Linked DNA regions of Homo sapiens: region 2 is linked to region 1. Evidence: read pairs that join two places in POLR2A ChIA-PET (ENCODE). Cell type or tissue: endothelial cell of umbilical vein. All regions are shown on one strand. Each heading gives the region's core, and the rest is flanking DNA. Links, peaks and the distances in the headings are about the cores only.

Region 1 (8,753 bases), core at 285-8,284:
CTCTCTTTTAGCAGATACTTTGGACTACACATGAATGTCCTAATCACAGTCTCCCTAAAGGTAGATCAGCCCCCTTTCCAGAGTCTGCTGAATTACTCACATTGTTCAGAGCGCTCAGCATTCTGCAAAGCTTTGTTAAATTAATCTTCACAACAACACCCAGGCGGAAGAAGTATCATTAGCACTCTCATTTTGCAGGGGGGAAACTAAGTCTCAGAGAAATTAAGGAATTTGCCTAAGTTTGCATCGAAATAAAGTGGGAGCATCAGCATCTTACCCAGGTTTGTCTGATTTCAGAGCCTGCGCTCATACTCCTCTGGTATTTGCAGCAGTTTTGGGGCTTCTGGCACACCACTCTGAGGCTTGCACAGGACCATGGATTTTATAACTGGAGGGGACCTGTAGGTAGGGCGACCAACCGTCCTGTTTGCCTAGGAATGATGGGGTTCCTGTGACGTGAGACTTTCAGTTTTCAGGACCAGTCAAACTAGGATGAGTTGGTCACCCTATGGGATGAAAGGCTGCTGAAACTACCAAAAGAGATAAAAAGTGAAAAAGCTTCTAGACTAATATGAGGTATTCTTATTACCTTTCCCCCTCTAAATTTGCAGATGAGAAAACTGAGGCTCAGAGAGGAAAAGTGACTTACCCAAGGTCACACATTTCATGAGTAGATGGAGCAGTAATTGGAAAACAGATCTTGGGATTCTCAAATCATTTCTCTTTTCCAATAAGGGAGGCTGCAGAGTTCAAGCCAAGGAGCACCTATTGAGCTCCTACTGCATGAGCAGTTAAGCTGTGGGTTAGCAAATACCCAGGAGAAATAGGAGGTGTCCAGGTAATGCTGTCAAGTAGAACTTTCCATGATGATGAAAATGTCCAATATCAATGCTGTCCAACACACTAGTCACTAGCCATATGCAGCTTCTGAGTACTGAAATGTGACTACAGTAACAGATAAACTGAAGTGTTCTATTTAATTTTAATTTAAATCATCATGCATGACAAGTCGCTACCACATTGCAAAGCACTGGTCAAATGGATATGATTAGTATTTCAGAAGCATTTTATTTCAGAGAACAGATTCTGTAGTGTGCACATTCTTGAAGAGGAAATGCTTTTTTTTGGAAGGGAAGATGGGGCAGAAAAGAAGTACCATTCATGGATGGCATACTGACATACTGAATAGCAGCACTGAAGTTAACATTGCTCCCTTACTCTTCCAACAAGCTTGTGCAATGGGCATCATCTTTCCTAGTTTATGAGTGAGGAAAGTGAAACCCACAGGAATTCAGTAAACTGCCCAAGGTCTTATTTGTAGAATGGGAATTTGAACCCGGGCCTGAATCTAAATCAGGTCCTCTATCCCATGCATTACCAACTTGAATGTACATATGAAACATCTGCAGATCTTGTTGAAGTTCTGATTCTAGAGGACTGTGACTGGTGATTCTTCCTTTATAACAAGCTCCCAGGTGATGCGAAGTCTGTGGCTCATGGGCCACACATTAGCCAGAAAAATTCTCTCTCTTTTAATAAACCAAAACTTCCTCCCTTCCTTAACAATCAAGAAACACCAGATACCTACAGAAAGGAGGATAAATTACAAGTTGTAAAGTAATGATTAAAGTTCTGAGAAAGAAAGTGTGCCCTTGTTGACTTGAAAGAGGGCACCTTCCCCATTGGGCAGTGGAGTGGCTCTTCACCAGGCGAGGTTCACCTGCCATCCAGTCACATCTCAGTTTCATCAGATAATGCAAAATCAGCCAGGAAAGGGTTTTTAATCCAAAGGGTGGGGTAGTCTAAAGAACATGTGCTTTGGAATGAGGCTGGTTTGGGGAAGAATCCCAGTTCTTCCCCTCTCCAGTGATATGACTGTGTATGAATCATCCATCCCTCTGAGCCTCCATTTTCACCCCGGGGAAAATGAGGATGAGCATTTGTAATTCATGGAGATGTATTAATAGTAAAGACCAAGAGAAATCCTATGTGTAAAGTGCTTGACAGAGCGCACACTTAATAAATGAGTGTCTCCTCTGCCCCTCTTTTTCCCTGGCCCTCTCGCTCGTTCCCACCCTTCCTGTTTTTCTCACCTCTTTTAGGAAATCTTCTCCAAGGGCAACTCTGAGTGGTGAAGACAGGATGGAGTCAGTTGACTCTAGACCTTGTCCCAGTCTACTACTTTCTACTATGACCTCCAGCAGGGCTGGGAGCTACACAGGCCAGGGACTTTGTTTTCTTCCCCGTCTTTCCTCAGGGCCCATCACAGAAATGCCTTTAGGCCCTCTTCACCACCTCACATCTGCATCTCAACTCCAGGTGGGAAACACAGAAAAGAGAAAGAGAGAGTGTGTGTGTATGCGAGAGCACTAGTCTCATCACTAAATTGTCGGTGCTGAAATCCAAATAACTTTAATTTTAAAAATTAATTATGTGATCTCTTTGACAGGCAGCAGAGTTCATATCAAGGGCCCATGTTTTAACTGAATATAATGAATTTTTTTTTTCACCTTGGAAGAGTCTTAGAGGCAAGATTAGAATGTTCATCTAAAAGGAGTGCAAATTTCTTCAACCATTCCCACGGAGGAAGGTGAGCTCAGACTCACTTTCATCTGTCCCTCTCCCCCATGTGCTTGGCCAGGGTAAGGGACCTCAGGAGGGCCCCCCCAGTCTCCCAGACAGCTGACTCTCCCTGTGTAAATAATTCTAATGCTCTCAGTTATTCACTACTCATCTGAGCCACCTATTGAACTATAAGCTTCAGAATTAGCTTTGTACAACCCACACCCAGCACAGGGTCTGGCATTTATATGTGTTCATAAATGCAACAAATAAACATTTATTAAAATGCATTGATTTGTTCAGTTTTGTTTATACCTCTGTGGTGGATTGCAATATTGATTCCAATTCTACAACCCACCCACTGCCATCTTTTCCACAGCTAAGCCCCCTCCACGCTTCTACCATCCACACACATGCACTTTCTGATGCTGTAGGTTTCGGGTGAGACCAGAAGAACCTCAATTATTAAAAAAAGAGCTTTAAAAATGCCCCATTTTTTTTTTCTCTTTTAGCTTCCCCCCAAATACCCCACCCTCCTTTTTTTTTTCTAAATTTGAGACAAGGTCTCACTCTGTTGCCTAGGCTGGAGTGCAGTGGCACAATTTCAGATCACTGTAACCTCCACCTCCCAGGCTCCAATGATCCTGAGTCAAGCAATCCTCCCACCTCAGCCTCCCAAGTAGCTGGAGCTACAGGTGCACACCACGGCACCCGGCTAATTTTTGTATTTTTTTTTTTTTTTTGTAGAGATGGAGTCTCACTACATTACCCAGGCTGGTCTCGAACTCCTGAACTTGAGCTATCCTCCTGCCTTGGGCTCCCAAGGCGCTAGGATTACAGGTGTGAGCCACTGTGCCCAGTAGTTTTCACCTTTAAATTTTAAAGGTTACTTTTGCAGGCCTCAGGCATGACGGACAATGAGCAGGTGAAAAACCAATAGAAAAGTGTTCAAAAACTCCTGTGTTAACTAACAGGCTTCTGAATGTATCACTGTGGTCCACAGAGAAGGCTAGAGAAAGTAGCAAGAAGATGCTATGTCAACTACTACAGCCTTAAAACAAAGGTGGTGTCTATGTAGCTGAAATTTTTCCTATGTAGCTTGTGTTATTTTTGTTTAATCAAGCAAATAAGAGGGTTTTTCCATGGCAAACAAACAAACTCCAATGCATACCTTCTTTTCTTCTTTTTAACAATGAATAAAAAAAGGAAAGAAGGTACAGTTCTAAATTGACCCAATTTATTTTTCTTTTCTAAATGAGATTAAGATAAAAGTTGGAGAGAGGCCACTCAGATATGCTCAGAAATGATAGCTCAGCTTCTAACGGTTACTCAGCTTACATCTGATTAAGGTTTTCTGTAAAACGAAATTGTTCCTCATACCAGGCCGACTGGACCTGGACAGCTCTAGTCTGGGTCCTGGCCTCACAGTGCTGGGTCTCTCCGGGGCCCAGGCTAGGGACTGGAGATCCTGAGCTCCTGTCATTTCCCTCCCCTCCTTCCTTCCTTCCTTCCTTCTCCCCTGGCAAAGACTGTATCCTGTTGCTCTGAGCAAGGCCCAAGAGAAAGGCCAGCAACAGGTTATTGTGCTGGGAAGGAAGACAAATGAGTCCCTTTTCTGTGGGGCTCCTGGCATCCTGTTGGAGGAAGGAAAGGACAATGCTTTGAGGGAACTGGCTTTGCCGACCCCCTCCTGGCAGGCTCTCCCCTCTCCTTTCCGGTGTACCGTTTGTCAGCCCCAAAGCCTCCACTTCCTGAGTAATCACTAGATGCACGTGTGAGGTATGTGGTTCCCCCCCATGCCCAAGGCAGATTCCTGGCCCCACTTCAGGAAGTGCAGCTCAAAGAGCCCTGGACCAGGACCCTGAAACAAGGGAGAGTCTTGGCTCCTCTCTCTCTACCAGGGTAGCTATTGCCAGATCATTTCACATCTTAGGGCCTCTGTTATGGCAATTGTGTAAGTGCCTTCTGCACACTTGAAACTGCCCCCTGCATCAGGGATTCCCACACCTGCCTGTGCATCTGAGTCACCTGGGGAGCTCTGTTGCCCTACACTCTTCATATGCCCTGCCTGGACTCCAGGCAAAACAAGCAGACACTCCATCCCCAGAAATGTTCTGTGGTAATTCCAGTTCCCCTGAAATTAAAAACAAAAAACAAACAAACAAAAAAACTACCCTTCGTATCCTCTTACCTAGCTCTTTCCTATCCCCCTTCAATAAAGTGGTGGATTGATAGGTACACAGATACAAGAAGCAGTAAGGAGTAGTGGCTAGGAGAGTGAATTTCAGAGACAGACTTCCAGCAATCAAAGCCCAGATCCACCACTAGATATGTAAGCTTGGGTAGAACTTCGAACCGTTAGGTGCTTGCTTTTACTTATCTGTAAAATGGTAATAATAATAATATTACTTTCTAGGACTGTTGTAGGTTTAGGCTAATATGTTCAAAGCCTTTAATATAGAATTTAGCTGATCGAGGATACTATATAATGGTTAACTATTATTATTATTATCCCAGAGGTTCATTGAACATACAATGAATTTTTTTTTTCTGGACCTAATATCAAGCCAAGCACTGGCGACTTAGGAATGAATATGACACATTTCCTGCCCTCAAGAAGTTTTCAAGTCAGTAGGGAAGTCAGACTTATGAAGAACCAATTCTAACAAAATATTGTTACAGGATGGATCTCCCTAGGAAGCAGGCTCAGAAGGTGTTTAGCACTCAGGATGTTCTCAGGGAATGCCTTGAGATGAACACTTGTGGAAGAGGGAAAGGCCACAATCAGGACTGGCAGAGCGAGAAGGCAAAGCATGATGCAGGCTCTAAAACTATCTTGGCCAACCCCACCAACAGCTCTGGAACTAAAATGACCCTTCAGAGTTGTCAAAAGTGAAGCCAAGAAAGCCAGAGCTCTTTATACTCCTGTATCAATCAGTCACTGGATGTAGGTTGCTACAGGAAGGAGTGTGACTTGGGATCAGCCATCTCTTCCCTAAAGGTTGACAGTACCTCAGGAACTAGAGTAACAAGTTCTTGATTGAAAAGGGATCTGGAGCCAGATGCAGTGGCTCACGTTTGTAATCTTAGCACTTTGGGAGGCTGAGTTGAGCGGATTGCCTAAGCCCAGGAGTTCGAGACCAGCCTTGCCAACACGGTGAAACCCTGTCCTATCAAAAATTACAAAAATTATCTGGGCATGGTGGCACTTGCCTGTAATTCCAGCTACCTGGGAGGCTGAGGCAGGAGAATCACTTGAAACCAGGAGGTAGAAGTTGCAGTGAGCCAAGATCGCACCGCTGCACTCTAGCCTGGGTGACAGAGTGAGACCCTGTCTCAAAAAAAAAAAAAAAAAAAAGAAAGAGAGAGAGAGGAAGGAAGGAAGGAAAGAAGGAAGGAAGGAGATATGGGAGATGCATCCCAGTGTCCACCTCAAATCTATAAGGTCAATTTTGATGAAACAACAAAAAGTACAGAGAAGAAGATGAGTAGCTAATAATATATATTTAAAACCCTGATATTTCTATGGCATTTTATATTTTTCAAAGCATTCTCTTAGACAAAAGCTTACTCATGACTTCCAGTCTAGGGTCTTGAGGTAGGTTGGGAAGCCATATGTTGTAAAGGAGAAAGCTTTGGATTTGGAGCAGAGAGGACACCGTGAATTGCAGCTCTGCCGCTGTCTAGCAAGGAGTCTTATGCATGCCTCTCATGTTTTCTAGGTCTACTCTGTGAAAAGGAAATGATCATACATAATTCATGCATTTGCTGTACGGATTTAATTAAATGATAGACAAAAAGTAGAGTGGCACAAGTCAAACTCAAAAAATAGTAACAACAAAATCAATTTCAAAATAAGCAACAGCAATAAATGTTACCTACTATTTTACGAATGAAAATACTGAGACCAATAAAGGTAAGATACTTTCTTAAGAACTCACAGTCAAATGTAGGTACATCCAAGACTGTAACTCACATACTGAGATCAGTTTCATGTGACCTCATAGCTTGTCATCTTACCTATAGAACCCACAGAAGTTGATGAACCTCTGAGGGATTGATTCAGGTGTTTTGTATGTGATTAACATTGGAAGGAATCTTAGAGATCATCTTGTCGCCTTCAGAAATCCGGAGCTTCATGCGGCCCAGTCTTTGCATTGACTAGAATATAAAGAAGCATAACCCAGTAGTAATTAGAAACAAATTCTCATTTTCTCTTATGTCCTTTGAAAACTTTAAGAAAGATCAATTCCCAAAAAACATGTCTCAAGAAATCTTTCCTTCCTTACTAATTTATTGAATTTGACTGTTGTTGCAGGACCACATCCTCAGCAAACACACTGGCACTCTTTCTCAAACTTCAGCCTTCAAGGTGCTATTTTCTTTCCTATATCTCCTCTCAATTCTTTATAATGTAGATGAACTGAGTTTCTGTCTTCTGCCTTGTATGGACTACCTCTCCTGCTTTTCTCTACGCATATTTCACATAAAGCACCACAAAAATCAAGGACTCATATTAGCAAAGATAGAAATCTCCATAGATGGACTGGGTTCATGAGAGAGGAGGAAGGAGAATGGGGCAGAAATGGTACTCAAAATTATTAACAATGGATATAGTAAAGTGTATTAGTCCATTTTCACACTGCTGATAAAGACACACCTGAGACTGGGAAGAAAAAGAGGTTTAATTGGACTTACAGTTGCACATGGCTGGGAAGGCCTCGGAGTCATGGCGAGAGGCAAAAGGCACTTCTTACATGGTGGCAGCAAGAGAAAATGAGGAAGAAGCAAAAGCTGAAACCCGATCATATCTCGTGAGACTTATTCACTATCACGAGAATAGCATGAGAAAGACCAGCCCCCGATGGTTCAATTACCTCCACCTGCATCCCTCCCACAACACATAGGAATTCTGGGATATACAATTCAAGTTGAGATTTCGGTGGGGACACAGCCAAACCATATCATAATGATACCTATGAATCAGAATAGATTAGCCAAGGAATTGGATTAGGGTCCTCAAGGCCCTCTAATGTCCAATGACTTAACCACTGGGCTGCTGACTCACAGGGGGGTATGGAAAATCCTGGAGTAGAGTCTGGAATGGCTGAGGTAACAGAGAATATTCAAGGGACTCAGGGCAACAGAAATCTATCAATTGGTATAAAAATATTTCAATTTTTACTATTTTAACAACTGGTGCAGCCTTACAGGTACATTGCAAACTCTCTCCAAAGCCTGAGCTCTTACCACCACCCCACATTCCCCAAAATGCATGCAAAGAGTCTGACTAGGGAAAACCGTAGTACGTTTCCTCTCTTCTCTCTCTCGTAGGCATTATAGTATACATAGCCTTGGAATCAGAAGACCAAGAACATACAAGAGAACATAGCCTTGGAATCAGAAGACCAAGAAACAATTTAACTCTGCCCCTCTAGAGCTCTGAGAACTTGGGCAAGCCTTTTACCCTCTGTGAGTTTCAGTTTCCTCATTTATTTAATTGAAATAATAATACAGATCACCTGAAATGTAATGAAAATTAAACATCCTTATGTAGGTGAAACCAACTGGCAGCATGCCTGGAATATAGTGAGTGCTCATTCGGTCTCTTGTATTTTCTTTCTATACCCTACTTCTGTTCCCTTGGATTCATATACCTGAATTGGAAACACCCAAAGTCAAAAAGAATAAGAAAAATCTTTAGAAATGTAGCATATTACCAAGATCTGCAAATTTCTGCCCAGAGCAGATGGTTCTAATAAAGAAAGTCGGATCTTATGTTGAGTTCTTTTCTGTCCAAGAATAGAAGACCTTCCCTCTTCTCCAGTAGTGAAGAATAGGATTCATCAGCCTTGGGGGCAAAGTTAAAAACTTGCTCTAGAAAGTGGCCTGGATAGTCAGAAACTGCTTAGACTCACTCCATCTGTTCTATACACATACACACACCTTTGTTTGTCAGTAAAATATTCAATGAGACTTGATAGTCCAATCCTTTGAAACCAGAATAATATTTGAAATTTTGATGATTTTATCTAACTGCTAATATCACTTGCAGGTCATCAGTGTTTTACATCCAACAAACTAATGGTCATTTGCTGCTTTATAAAGAGCCGATATAATTTTGTCTTCCTTGTTATTAAAGGATCAAGCAAGGGTGTTTCTGTACCAGTTCAACTTTCCTTATTTGCTTA
Region 2 (8,753 bases), core at 480-8,479, 230 kb after region 1:
AAATTTTCTCCCGTTCTGTAAGTTGCCTGTTCACTCTGCTGATAGTTTCTTTTGCTCTGCAGAAACTCTTTAGTTTAATTAGTTCCCATCTGTCAATTTTGGCATTTTTTTGCAATTGCTTCTGGCAAACCTGAACTTTAATATGGCTTTGTCCCTCTAAGGGCTTTGTGACTATCAACAGGATATTGACTCTTTCAACATTTCAGTTTCCTCATGTAGATGGGAGAAACAACATATACTTTGGTAGGTGTTATAAATGTGGATTCTCCTCTCCTTTTCTCTGTAAAGGGAATGGCTTGGTAGGTCAACAGAAGAAGGCATTATAAACAAGTAAATGTGCTTTATTGGAACACAAGGGTTGAACAGAACCCTTGGGAGGGTGTAAGCAGGGTTTTATGGAAGATGGTATGGGAGATCTGAAGTTTAATTTCTTTAAGGGGATGTTTGTTGGTGGAGTTTGGGGATGTCATTTGATGAGTCAGATTTTTTCATCCATGATATCTTTAGGACCTGTTCTGTGCATTTGGCTTCAGCCAAGTTTGGGTTTTATGTTTCCCTTGTGACTGCTGTTGGACATTACCTGTGTGGCTCTTGGAAGGTTATGGTTTTTGGCCACCATTCAAGATGGTTCACCATCCAAAACTGGCTCAGTTTGGATTCTTGTGGCTGCCACATTGTGAGGCACACATGGGGATTTGGTAGGTTCTGTCTTTTCTGCCTTTTGGAATCCAACTTTAAATTTAAAAGGATAGCCAACTTTTCTACTGTCTTTCTGATTTAATACCATGTCCCTCTTCCAATCATCTGTTAGTCTTTACAAATGGGCTCAGTAAAGAGCATAAGGATCCCCAAAACCCTGAAAAATACTGAGTTTCTGACCTAGTTGGTCAGAACTGTTGGAACAGTAATGAGAGCAGTAAACTGGTACCTCCATTAACTGCTGACTTGTTGCTGTGTCCTCACATGGTAGAAGGGGCAAGAGTCTTCCTTGGGCCTCTTTTATGAGGATACTAATCCCGTTCATGAGGACTCCTTTTTCATGACCTCATCATCTCCCAAAGGTCCCACTTTTTAATACCATCACCTTAGGGGTTAGGTTTCAACACATACATTTTTGGAGGACACAAGCATTCAGACCATAACATTAGACTGTCAGTTTGTTAAAATTAGAGATAATGTATTTTTCAGCCCCTTATTCCTAGCATCCTGGCATAGTGAAAGCACTTAATATTTGTTTGTTTACTGGAAATCAAGCTGTTAGATATGGCGAGAATGCCTAGGTATAGATAACACATATTAAAAGATGTGGGTGTCAGCAATTGCAAAAATGTGAAAACAACCTAAATGCCCATCAATCAATAAGTGGGTAAAGAAACTGTGATATATGTATCACACACACACACACGCACGCACACACACACACACATGATGGAATACTACTCAGCCATAAAAAGGAATGAATTAATGGCATTCTCAGCAACCTGGATGGGACTGGAGACTATTATTCTAAGTGAAGTAACTCAGGAATGGAAAACCAAACATTGTATGTTCTCACTCATAAGTGGGAGCTAAGCTATGAGGATGCAAAGGCATAAGAATGACACAATGGACATTGGGGACTCAGTGGGAAAGAGCGGGAAGGGAGTGAGGGATATAAGACTGCAAACAAAGTTCATTGTATACTGCTTGGGTGATGGGTATATCCAGATCTCACATATCACCACTCAAGAACTTACTCATGTAACCGAACACCACCTGTTCCCCAAAAACCTACGGAAATTTTTTTTTTCTTTTTTTTTTTGAGACAGAATCTCGCTTTGTTGTGTTGCCCAGGCTAGAGTGCGGTAGCGCAATCTCGCTCACTGCAAGCTCTGCCTCCCAGGTTCACGCCATTCTCCTGTCTCAGCCTCCCGAGTAGCTGGGACTATCGGTGCCTGCCACCACACTCGGCTAATTTTTTGTATTTTTAGTAGAGACGGGGTTTCACCGTGTTAGCCAGGATGGTCTCGATCTCCTGACCTTGTGATCCGCCCGTCTTGGCCTCCCAAAGTGCTGGGATTACAGGCGTGAGCCACCGCACCTGGCCTAATAAAAAAATTTTTTTAAAAGATGTGGGTTTCAAGAGGTGATTCAGTGTTGGAGGTGAAGGTTGATTTGAGGCCCACACTTTGAGTAAGAAGGCTGTAGAGTGTCTTTGGTGATGCTATACTGTTACACCCAAATTTTCCTTCTGTGCCTCCCAGTGCCATTGATTCTTTCTGGTTATAAAGGAATTGCCCTTTTAAAGGGCTCTCTGTGCTCATTATTTCCTTTAATCTTCACAACAATCCCTTGGAGTAGTTGTATAGAATTCATGAGTCTCATACCTGTGAAGAGAGACATCAGTGAAGAGACTTACCCCAAGTGAGTCAGTGGTAGACACAGATGGGACAAGCATCTGGTTTCCTATTCTGAATAGAATATGGTGACCCTGATATTGATTTATTTTTTAGTGTTGTGGAGAAGAATTGTCTTCATTTCTCCCAAATGCAGTGACTATTTGTTAGTCCATTCTTCAGCTCCTTATTGAGTACCTACTGCATACCAAATTTATTTGTGTGTGTATGCACTGGGGATACAGAGGTGGATAAGATAGACGCAGCTTATGTCTTCAGTTGTCAAGACACAGTCCTGCATTGCTTAGCAGGATGACTTCTGCACTCCGTCTTGGAGCTTCTTTTGAGAACTTCTGGGCTCAGAGACTATGTGTGTGATGTTGTTTTCTCATGTTCTATGGTGTCTGGGATCTTCAGAGCCTGTTAGCCAGCTGGCTCCAGGAACCTATGTGTCATGGGTTCCACAGGTGAACTTCTTGGTACTGGGGCTCTTGAGGTCTCTCCAGTTGGTGACAGGAAACATTCCAGGTGTGAGTGGCTGACCCTCAGAGTAGAGAAAGGGTTTTGTTGGTTTGTGTTTTGTTTCTTTGGATTTACCTCTGGGTTTCTGAGAACTGACATTTTCATAATCTGTTCCTTCTCTGCATTATGTTAATAGACTTTTCTGGGGCAGGAAGAATTTAGTGGATGTCATTTGTTAGCCAAGGTATATGTCTGCTTTTTTTTTTCCTTCTCCCCTCCTCCCATCAATCAAAGGATTTCTTAGTTTCTTATCTGTGAATCACTCAGGCTTCCACTTAACTGCCAGTTCAGTTTCCTCCTTGCCCATCCTCCCTTCTCTTTTCTCCTCTCCTTCCCCCACTTCTTTCCCCCATTTCCCTTTTTTCCCTCTCCCCACCACACTTCCCTTTCCTTTCCCCCTCTTTTCCTTTTCCTCAGATTCTTTTGAATTTTTCTTGATCTGCAACAAGCCAGGTCCTTTGTTAGGCATTAGTGTTAGACATCAGTGATGCATAAAAGATTGTTCTGCTCTTCCAGGAGCTAGATAAGGGCCTGGTTCCACTTCTCAGTATTCAGGGAATGGATTCCCTGCTTACTCCCTTCCTTCCTTTGGATGCCACAAAATGAGCACTTGACTGAAAATATGCTTATACGCGTTTTTACAGACTACGCCAAGCCACAGGTATGTCTAGATGAAAAATGTGTTGTGCCATTGCTACAGACTCTAAAAGTTTGGGGAACCATGGAAGTGTTTGGGTTTCTTTTGAGCCAGTCTTGGCAACCTTAAAACTTTTAGAACTGTCTCCCCTTGGAGGGAAAGGCGAAAAAGAACTGAAGAGGAGGCCTTAAGAAATTTTCATGTTTAGAGGTAAAGTTTTGGTTAGCAAGCTGGTCTTTTCTTCCTATTTATTGTTGGTAGAGCCCATAGAGAAACAACTATTATTGCCAAATCAGCTCTTTCCTTCTCATTTCAAATTTTTCCACCATCTTAGAGCATGTAAAAATTGTTGAAAGTGGTATTCAGTCATTTCTATTAAGACTGAGGTGGGCAAGCTTAACTCATTGTTCATCTTTTTTCTTCCCAATCTTAGCAAATCCCTGATTGCAGTATAACTAACTAAATAAATTGCACAGGACTTGTGTACATCAACTCCCAGCAAAGTCCAAAGATCAAAGTTGAAAGAGGATACTGAATTCCTTCCCAGATTTCTGGGACACTGCTTCTGTGCACTGTCACCAAATAAATCCTGGAGGAGTGGCGCCTTAAGAAATAGGGTAAGCTCATCCGCTTCTGGGAGATTGTCATCATAGGCAGCAATCTTAATGCTCTGAGATGCTTCAGAGGGAAAGAAGGGGAAAAGTATAAAAGAACAATCCCCACATTATCGGTTTTTAGCTCAGTATTTGTAGCTTGTACCCCCTTCTTAGGATTGCTAAAACCCGTTTGCAAAGGACAGCCCTCTATTTCCAGGTCCCCTTTTCCTTTTTTCACACTGCATTTGAGCAGTTTGCACATTTGTTGAAGAATCAGCCACAAAGTCTGTGGTTTCCTGTGGCACATTTCTAACAATATTTATACAGGCTATTATTTAATGAACTGTATAAATATTTATACAGAACAGTCTTTTGATCATAAATAGGGGCTAAAAGTCAGTCCAGTCCATGCTGAGGACTTGGACAGGAGGCTGTTTCTGTGCTTTGAAATGTCTTGTAGACTGAGAAGTTAGGTATGTCCCAGGACTTGTACGCAGCACAGCTTGAATTTCTGTTATTTTTCTTTCTCTTGGCCGTCCACAGTCCGTGCCCTCATTTCTTTCCGCCTGACCACCCTCCCCATATCCCTAACAGCTGTTTTCTTTTTAGAGTATTTATCTTTGCCTAAGAAGAATGAAATGAAACCCCAGTTCCGACTCTCACCATTCATAATGCGGTCTTTGGAGTCACACTGACTTAGCCTCAAACCCCAGCCCCTGTGCTTCTGTACCATGCAACTTTAAACAGCTTCCTGTCTGAGAACCTCACTTTCCTTAGCTGGGAAATGGGGCTCATACTGCCTACCTCACAGGGTTGCTATAAGGATTAAATGAAATCATGGAGTCACATGGTGATCTGCAGCTCAGAGCTCAATAGATATTTCTTGCTGCATTTGTTGTTCTTATTGAAGAAGTAATCAAAGGGTTTGGCTTTCAGTTTTAGCTGGATGTTGTGGAAGGAGCCCTAAACTTGCCGCAAGAGACTGTGGTTCAAATCCTGATGCCATTTGCTGTTTGTGGCACTTTGGGCAAATTACTCCACCCTTCTGAGGTATAATAAAGTGGTGATAGGTTTACCAAACTGATTGGGTTTCTGTGAATGAGATTAACATTGTGTGGGAATAAGTGACACGATGATGATCCTTATCCTTGTTTACTTTACAAACTAGAAAAAGGAATAATGCTTTCCACTTTACAGTTACTTTACTTTTTGAGGCCAAGGGGTACTGGTTGCATAAGATTAGGAGTCTAGGACGCAGCAGATCATATTCATGACCCAGGAACAAAGGGCATAGAGGGGGAAGAGCAGGGGACCTATGATGCAGAAAGTCCTTTGCTGGAGCTCACAGGTCGAATTTCAGGGAAGCTGCCCAAGGGCTTGAACATCCCTGCTTTCAGGTTCCAGGTATGGAAATAATCACAGAGATCAGTTAAAACTATAATAATGGGAAAAGTGGTGAACCTGAAATATGCAAGTAGGATCTATTTCATAGAAAAACATGAACTGGGTGATGTGTGTGAATGACGCTGGGATGGTTTGACTCTTTGCTGCATGGTGCCCTGGTAATAAGTTATAGAAATCCATATTTTGCTAGAAGCAGGCCACCTGGTGTTGTGGAAGGGTCAGTCTCTGAAGATGAACAGCCTGGGTTCTGAGTCAGCCAACCTTAGGCACAGCAGGCAGAGGCCCCCAGCAGAGTCCTTGACAAATGGGCATTTAGTAAATAGAGGAATAGCAGGAGGCAGTGGAGCATCCTGAGAAAGGTTAGGGCTGATGGAACCGGAGGGAATGGATTACTGTCAATTGTATTACTGCCTAGTAATATGGCATACTGGAGCAAGTTACTTTACCTATCTAGGACTTATTTTCCTCATCAGTAAAATGGGAGTGATCATAGTTATTGTCTTCAAGAATTGTGGTCAGGCATTGTAATCAAGCTGCTTAGCAGAATATCAGATATGTGGTAAACATGGTACCTTTTTTTATTTCCCCAGTGATGAATTTTAAAGACATCCATTCACTGAGTTACAAGGACTTACTGAGCTCCTGCTGTATGCCAGGCACTGGGCTTACAGCTGTGACACAGGCGGCAGCTGGAATTAACTGTAATCATACCGCTCCATTCTCCATGTGAAGGGTGGGCTCCTGCCAGAAACCAGAACTGGAGCAAGCCCAGGGCTAACTGTAGAGTGGAAATCTGCCTCTTTGGGTTTTACTGGAAAGGAATCAGAATGTGGGTAGGGTGGTAAGATGATGTATTTTATCATATTACTCTCTTCATCAGAGAGGGAGTCAAAAGTGAGGAACCCAAGCCTGAGCACGTGGGCCAGCCCCATGGGGAATCTGTCTTGTCATCGGGGCTGGCTGGAGTAGAGACAAGTCTGGATGCTGGCTGGCCAGGTCTGTGTAAGCCAGGGTATTGAATAGATTTTTCATTTCCTATTTATTTCTTTGTTTCTTCCTAAGCGTTTATAGTAGTCTTGCAAAAGTCTTGCCAAGGGCAAAGAGTTGTTAGCATGCTAGGATCAGTGTTAAGGAGCAGCACCCCGGGGGCCTTTGCAGTAGAGACAGTGGGAAGCCCAGAGAGGGGATTCCAAGTAAAGTAAGCAGCTGTGAGAGGTTGGTAGAGGGAAGGTAGAGTGGCTAGCTTCAATCTTCTTCCTGTTTGCAGCTAATAAAATTGAGGAAACTCAGCGAAGGCATTGCCCCTATTTTGTCAATCAGTGTATCCTCAGCAGGCTTCCTGGTGTTACTGTCTTCTGCATTTCTTCTGAGTCTCAGATGTCACTGATTGCAAGATGCACCATTATTTATTATTACCATGAAGTAAGAAAGGAAATGATACCAATTAATTGTAACATACCATTGATTGTAAGGTTCTCACTGGTTTTAGAGAAGCTAAATATGGAAAAATGAGTGCCGTAGAATGAATAAAATGTGGTTGTAAAATGAATAAAACAGGCATGGACCTGTTCATCCTTGTTTCTGTTAATTCATTGATTCAGTTGTTCATTCAGTAAACATTTACTGAAAACCTATTATGTGCCAGACACTGTGCAAGGAGCTTGGGATACAGAAATCAATAAGTTCATTTTTTTCAGATTCAGTTAGGAAGACAGACATGGAAAGAAAAATAAAATTGTGATTCCAGAGTGGTAAGTTTTAAAAGAAAGCAGGGAGAAGATACCATGTTGGCATCCTTTGTATGTATGCAAGGGGAGAAAGGGAAGGAAGCCTTTTCCAAGGAGAATTGATGGCTGACCTGGGTCTTAAAATATAATTCAGTGGTCACCAGGCAGACAAGGAAAGGAGAGAATTAGGAAGGGATGAGCAAAGGATTGGGGCAGCCTTTAGCAGCTGGGGGCAATTGAGAGCTTATGAGGAGTTTGAGGATGTCTGTAGCCTGGAGTGAGAATGAGCAGGACTGTATTAGGCGGGGCTGGATGGCAGGCAGAGGGAGCCTGTGGAGGGTGTGAGATCCCGTGCTGAGGCCCTGGGGTATATCACAGCTCAAAGCTGGTGGTTTTCAGTTGTCCTGAGAGAGGGCCTAGCAGAGGGACTGCTGGGGGGAAGGGCTGGAGGGTGGGGCAAGGGCGATCTTTGCTTCAGAGCAGCTCTGTTTTTATCTGTTTTGTTTTCTTCAAATAATGGCTTGAAGAAAAGGTATCACTGTTGAATGAATGAAGGAATGAATGATTTGAAAACTGGTGCTAATGGTCATATGGAGGTCCCCAAGGGGAATGTAAGCAAGGGAGAGAAGTTGAGGTTACACACCAGTGGAGGTCTGATGAAGCTCCTATGAACGGAGCAAATGTTACTTCTGCAGCTTCTCCATTTTATTTTTCACCTGCTCATGAGCCACAGAGCCAAAAGGGGGACAATTCTGTTGGGAAATCATTGTGATTAAGACAGAAGCAATTACTTTTAATGAAGTTTTTATTGTTTTATTTGTTTTTTACTGGAGTAAATATCTAGGAAGCAGTAACTGAACATCTGCTGGTTGATTTTCTTTCAGAATCTCCATGTTTGACTTGGCTAGGGAAACATTTTCTTTCTGAAGTTGAAGGATGCAGAAGGTTGCCCAGGTTGAAATTAGACTCTGGGTGGTAAAACTGCCTTGAGCTCACCTGGAGAGTTGTAGGGCATCCACCTGCTCAGTTGTGTTGGGGGCTTGTTCTTATTCTTTCAAAGCCAATCTGGAAAATAAAAGCCTCTATGAGATTCCATGTCATGTGGGCTAATCTGACCAAAGGGACTTAGAGCAGCCATGAAGGCCAAGGAATTCCTGAATGTTCTCTGGTCAGATTTCCTTGTAACTCACAAGGGGTCTGTAAGGAAAACAGATTGTCTAACTAATTGCTGATCTTGTCTCCTCGGGGTTCCTTCCCAATTCCCAGTCACTTCATGACAAAGCTGCAATATATTTGCCTCTTCTCCAAACCTATACAGAAAGCTTTTAAGAAACAAAGGAAAGAGCATGAAACTTGGGATTGCACAAATATGGGACTTTAGGTCCAGGCTGCCCCTGAATGAAGCTGATTAAATTCCTTAACTTCTCATAGACTTGCTTCTTAATCAGTGTAGTGTGTATCATTATAATAATGTACATTTACTGTTTGAATT

The links. Peaks named below come from ENCODE experiments on the same cell type or tissue, not always from the same donor. Only the 100,000 strongest peaks of a DNase experiment are listed, where the experiment ranks them.
Region 2: POLR2A ChIA-PET joins it to region 1 with 8 read pairs; 2 of 35 experiments call an interaction of 5 or more read pairs at or near these places.

What each region holds. Positions count from the first base shown.
Region 1 is chr1:59,080,119-59,088,871 of GRCh38, forward strand. It overlaps LINC01358 (long intergenic non-protein coding RNA 1358), which reads left to right. Exons shown (of 3, transcript NR_110626.2): 3 at 7,897-8,129. Among named protein-coding and RNA genes, the nearest start is that of HSD52, 62 kb to the right of the region's middle. In endothelial cell of umbilical vein, for the core only: no CTCF peak of the experiment used is centred there; a DNase peak (open chromatin) is centred at 4,353; H3K27ac peaks cover 2,299 bases.
Region 2 is chr1:59,312,179-59,320,931 of GRCh38, forward strand. All of the region lies in intron 1 of FGGY (FGGY carbohydrate kinase domain containing), which reads left to right. Among named protein-coding and RNA genes, the nearest start is that of FGGY, 19 kb to the left of the region's middle. In endothelial cell of umbilical vein, for the core only: no CTCF peak of the experiment used is centred there; a DNase peak (open chromatin) is centred at 4,593.